Regions from separate parts of the Homo sapiens genome. Here region 2 is linked to region 1. The links are chromatin contacts, found by Hi-C in ENCODE. All regions are on one chromosome and are shown on one strand. The core of a region is the stretch at or near the end of the contact, and the rest is flanking DNA. Distances in the headings are between cores, read along the strand shown.

Region 1 (2,700 bases), core at 4-2,503:
ACAGCAGCGGAGGCGGCGCGGGAGAGGAAGAGGAGGTGAACTGTGGCCACTCCTTGGTGGCTGGAGGTGGGTCCGGGGAGGCAGGACCTGGGCTGAGGTGTCGTTCTATAGCCCGGGTAGCGCACTTTCACAAAGCTCTCCTTGACCAAACTCTCGCCAGGCTCCCCTGGGCCCGCTTCTCAGCGAGGGCTCAAGCTGGGCCTGTAAAGCTCGAGCAGACACTAAGGCTCAAGGCCGAAGGTGTTCCCGGCTCCCTGAACCTGCGTGACAGAAAACCCAAGGCCGCCGGCTCCGGCAGCACCTGGAGGCAGGAGCCGAACTTCCATGGGCGGCGGGCAGCAAATCACACCGGCTTCAACCGCCCGGCCCGCCCACTTTTTGCAGCGTCTGACTTCCCCGCTCGCCCGCGCCGCTTCCTCCTCCTCCCTGTGCCGCACGCAGTCGCCCGCGCCACCCCCTGAAGCCCGGCTCTACCGCAGCGGCGCTGGGGTAGCGCCCCTGGACCAGGCGTCCTCCCCTCGCGAGCGGTCCTCCCGCAGCCGCGCCCAGCTCCGGGTCGGACCCTCGCCCGGGGGACTCGTTCACGCCCTGCGGCCGTTAGGCGGGAAGAGCACGACGCCCTGCCCTGCCCCGTCGTGGCGTCTGACCCTCTCCGCCACGTCTGTTCTGAGGCTCCGGGCCCGCCACGGCGGGGCCTCTGCGGCGGTTTCCCCACCCGTCCCCGCACTGCCGCTCCGCGAGGCGGACGCCGCTAGCAGCCTCCCGCGGGCCCCAGGCCCCGCGCCCCTCTCACGGGACAGGAGCTTGGGGACCCGCGCGGGCGGGCCGCGCGCCCAACGCCAGCCTCCGCGGCCGCGCGCCCACGGCTCGGGGGCGCCGGCTCCGGACGGTGATTGGGCGCGGATCGTGACGTCACTGAGCGCGGCGCCCGCGGGCGCCGGGTCTGGGCCGGGTGCGCGCCGCCGAGTAGCGGGAGCAGGGCGCGCGCCCGGCGCTACTCTGAGGCGGCTCGCGGGGCCCGCGGCCCGGCCCTCCCGGCGCTGCCAGCCCCGCCCGCCCGCGCGGCCCCCACCCGCCGCGTGCCTGCCCGCCCCGCCCGTGCGCGGCCCCGGCGCGGATTTGAAAAGCCCGGTCCGCGGGCCCCGCGAGCGCGGCAGCCAATCAGCGGCGCGCACTTTTCCCGCGGCTTCTGCGAGGCGGCGGCGGCCCCGGCTGCGGCGGCGGCGGCGGGCGGGAGGCGCGGGGGCGGGGTCGGCGCCGCGCGCGAGAGCCTCGGCCTGGCCGCGCTGCGCCCGCCGCCGCCGCCGCCCCCTCCCCGCCTGGGCCCTACCGCCGCACGGCCCCGGCCCCCTCCCAGCCTGCCGCTCCGGAGAGCCGCCCGCCGAGGATGCGACGCACCGCAGGTCACTGGGGCGCCCGCCCAACAGTCGCGGGCCGCCAACCGCCGGGGCTGGGGCCGGGAGGCCGGGCTGTGGGAGGCCTGAGGGGCGGCGGGGAGGACCGCGGAGGCCTGAGGGGGCGGGAGCGCCGGGAGGAGTGGGGGCACTGAGGAGGCCTGAGGGGCCGGCTCAGGGGCTGGGGGACCGGGAGGCCGGGCGGCCTGAGAGGGTCGTGGGGACCGCGAGGACCGCGGAGGCCTGAGGGCCGGCGGGAGGACCGGGCGGACCGCGGAGGCCGGGACGAGTCCGGGCAGGGGAGGGGCGGCGGCCTGCGGGCGGCGGCGGCTAACGGGGCCGGGCGGGCGGGCGCGGCCATGTTGGGCCCGGCCGGGCCCTGCGGCTGCACCTGTGCCCGGCCCGGCCGAGGCGGCCGCCTTTGTTCCCGCGGCGCCGAGCGGGTCGGGCCGGCCTTTGTGCGGCGCCCCCGGTCCGGGGCGGCCGCGGTGGGAGGGGCAGGTTGGGGTCCCGGGGCCGGCGCCGGGGCCAGGGGTCGGGCCGAGGGTCGCTTTTTGTTTGCAGGCGGTGTCTGGCGTTGACACTCGCGGCGCCCGGGCGTTGGTCAGCGCGGACGCTCCCCCGGGAAGCCGGGCCGCGGTCCGGCCCTTGGCAGGTGGAGGCGGGGGTGAGCCGGGTGTGGGTACCCTGCTGGGGGGCTGCGCGCCCTCGGCGTCCGGGCCTCCGCCTGGGATGTTCCCCTCGCCCCAGGATGCAGATTGATAGTCCTTGAAGCCTCAGTGCATGAGATGGGACCTGGCGACTTAATGGCTGGTTTTGCTCCACTCACAGGAACCGTGGTTTAAAATCTCGGCGTTTAAAAAATGCTGGTCTTAAGTTTCGGTAGAAATAAAATGGATGAGGGTATTGTATAGGACCCATTGCAGCACGAATCTTTCTGTGCCCACGATGGGCTTTGACATTCAAGTGGAAACATAGTATCAAAACTGATGTGGTGACGTTAATCGTTTTTAGGTAGATAACGTGTATTTTGTGTGTGTGTGTGTGTGTGTGTGTGTGAGAGAGAGAGAGAGAGAGAGAGAGAGAGAGAGAGAGAGAGAGAGCGCGCAGACCCTGTGAAGACAAGACTAATTGGATAAAGTTCAGGCCTGGCTCAGGAGCAGCTCTTCAGTGCTACCCACCTGCTTCACAGACTTTCAAGCCTTGATTTTTAAATGAGTTAAACGCCAGCATCACGCATGGGTTATATTCACTCTATTTTGTGTATTTCAAATATCAACGTGGAAAATAACTTAGGAGCCATCCC
Region 2 (2,787 bases), core at 258-2,757, 4.8 Mb after region 1:
ATGCGCCAAGCTCTGCCCAGGGCGTTAGGGCATTAAGGCCACAGAGCTAAGACCCCAAAGAGCCTAGGATCCAGTGGAAGGGCTCAGAGGCTCTGGACAGCGCCTTGCACCACACACTGAACATGGGTCTGCTGGGGCCTCAGGACGGAGCAGCCAGGCTCCACCTTGGGGTGTGGGGAGGCCGGTTTGGTGAAAAGACACCCAGACCCTTCTGACTGTCATCCAAGGAAGAAGGAAAACTACTCTTTAAAAAGGCAGAAAGGGCCAGGCGCACGGCTCATGCCTGTAATCTCTGCACTTTGGGAGGCCCGAAGTGGAAGGATCACTTGAGGCCAGAAGATCAAGGCTGCAGTGAGCCATGATCCCACCACTGGACTCCAGCCTGGGCGACAGACCGAGACCCTGCCTCAATAAAAAAAAAAAACTTTTTAAATAATAATAAGTAAATAAGGCCCGGCACGGTGGCTTACGCCTGTAATCCCAGCACTTTGGGAGGCCGAGGTGGATGGATCACGAGGTCAGGAGATCGAGACCATCCTGGCTAACACGGTGAAACCCCGTCTCTACTAAAAATACAAAAAATTAGCCGGGTGCGGTGGCAGGCGCCTGTAGTCCCAGCTACTCGCGAGGCTGAGGCAGGAGAATGGTGTGAACCCCGGAGGTGGAGTTTGCAGTGAGCCGAGATCGTGCCACTGCACTCCAGCCTGGGCGATAGAGCCAGACTCTGTCTCCAAAAAAAAAAAAAAAAAAAGTAAATAAAACGGCTGAGGGGACTCAGGTCCCCCTGCGTGAAAGGAAGGGGCTTTAAGCGTCCACCTGGGGTAGCTGCATTATCACGTAGGATCCTCCTCTTCTAGTGTGGAAGGCCCTTTTTAATTTTCATTTATATTTTATTTATTTATTTTGCGACGGAGTCTCACTCTGATGCACAGGCTGGAGAGCAGTGGCGCGATATGGGCTCACTGCAACCTCCGCCTCCCGTTTTCAAACGATTGTCTCAGCCTCCCAAGCAGCTGGGGTTACACGCGTGCAACACGACGCCCGGCTAATTTTTGTATTTTTGGTAGAGACGGGGTCTCGCCATGTCGGCCAGGCTGGTCTCGAATTCCTGACCTCAAGCCATCCACCCACCTCGCCTCCCAACGTGCTGAGATTACAGGCGTGAGCCACCGCGCCTGGGAAGTGCGGGAGGCCTTTTTAAAAAATGTAAACTCGCGTGCTCAAGAAGCCCTATCGGAGGGAAACACCCAGAAGAGGCCACCCTCCAAACACAGGGTAAAACAGGGGTGACGCACAGAGGTAACGGGAAAGCAGGAACGAGCGAGAGCGTGCGGTCCCGTACCTGCGCGTGCCTGCGTGCGCGTCCGTGCGGCCGCGACGCCGCCGCCGGTGCCTCTCTTTCTAGACGTGCGCGCGCCCGCAGCTCGCCCCCCTGACCGTAAAGAGGCCCGGCTGTGTCGTGAAAGGGGCCGCAACGCGCAGAGCGCTGGTTGACGGCCGGGACTCCATTTTGTTCGCCGTTACTCTGCGCGTAAGTCGCTTGTCCGTGGCTTCTCTGAGAAGAAAAGTTGAAAAAGGGTAAAAGTTTTCAGGAATATTCGGGCTCTCTATTGCTAAGCATAGCGAGTGTCGGTTTTCTCTCTCCAACAGACATCGCTATTGCGGTTCCGAGGCAGTGGGAAGAGATGCGGCCCCTGGACATCGTCGAGCTGGCGGAACCGGAGGAAGTGGAGGTGCTGGAGCCCGAGGAGGATTTCGAGCAGTTTCTGCTCCCGGTCATCAACGAGATGCGCGAGGACATCGCGTCGCTGACGCGCGAGCACGGGCGGGCGTACCTGCGGAACCGGAGCAAGCTGTGGGAGATGGACAATATGCTCATCCAGATCAAAACGCAGGTGGAGGCCTCGGAGGAGAGCGCCCTCAACCACCTCCAGAACCCGGGCGACGCGGCCGAGGGCCGGGCGGCCAAGAGGTGCGAGAAGGCCGAGGAGAAGGCCAAGGAGATTGCGAAGATGGCAGAGATGCTGGTGGAGCTGGTCCGGCGGATAGAGAAGAGCGAGTCGTCGTGAGCGCGGTCGGCGGTAAGTCGGGCACCCGCGCCAGGCCGAGGAGCGGCCCCAGCTTGGCCGCTCTTCGAGAGCGATGATTTCATCGAGATGCACCGGAATCGGGGGTGGGGCGGGAGAATAAAGGCGTGCTCGGGTCAGGGCCGATCTGGGCCCCGTCTTCGTGTTTTGTTTTTTGACGGTGGCGGCGTGGGATAATCAGAGTGGCCGGGTTTGGGCGTGATGCGTGTTCAGTGGAAGGGTCATAAATCTCAGAGTCGCCAAGGAAACAGAAACGGACAAGGTCCCGGGCCGTCCAGCAAGCGGGGGTGGAAATAGAGGATTTTCGGGGAAGACGTTGGACAAGTCAACGTTGCTAGAGACTGGAGTGAGTCAGGTGGTGGCCAGAAGAGGTGGCGTCCTGCACAGTGGCGTTCGTGAGGGTTTGGGGGTCGTTGTGCCTGGGATTAACCTCTCGATGATGAATTTCTTCCCATTGTGCTTTAGGTTTCCAGCCAATGGATTCTGGTCAACTGGTGGAGATTGGCTGACACCCTGGAGAAGCCGAAACCAGAGAGCCTTTTGTTTTCTCTTTTTTCCTGTCTATGCTCTGTCTCACTTAACACTACGTTTTCTGCTATGGTCTGTGGTTGATGACCTCAATATGAGTTTCGATTGTTAACGTGTTTTTGTTTGGGAAGTAATTTTGTTTGAAAATGCTCTCACATACAGGAATTAGGGC

The links. A loop is a pair of places that touch in the nucleus more often than their neighbours do. Pooled maps may share reads with other maps.
Region 2: a pooled map shows a loop between it and region 1 (21-fold over the local background). The contact joins the promoter of MRFAP1 here to the promoter of NSD2 in region 1. A Hi-C loop is called at or near these places in 7 of 50 pooled maps.

Annotation. Positions count from the first base shown.
Region 1 is chr4:1,870,140-1,872,839 of GRCh38, forward strand. It overlaps NSD2 (nuclear receptor binding SET domain protein 2), which reads left to right and starts at 1,254. Exons shown (of 22, transcript NM_001042424.3): 1 at 1,254-1,403. RefSeq lists an enhancer at 183-684 and silencers at 418-677, 708-937, 988-1,687.
Region 2 is chr4:6,639,178-6,641,964 of GRCh38, forward strand. MRFAP1 (Morf4 family associated protein 1) reads left to right here and starts at 1,508. Exons shown (of 2, transcript NM_033296.3): 1 at 1,508-2,081; 2 at 2,553-2,787. The coding sequence starts at 1,686. The coding sequence ends at 2,069. LOC124900653 (a long non-coding RNA gene) reads right to left here and starts at 1,444. Exons shown (of 2, transcript XR_007058007.1): 1 at 1,343-1,444. RefSeq lists an enhancer at 1-502 and a silencer at 2,476-2,545.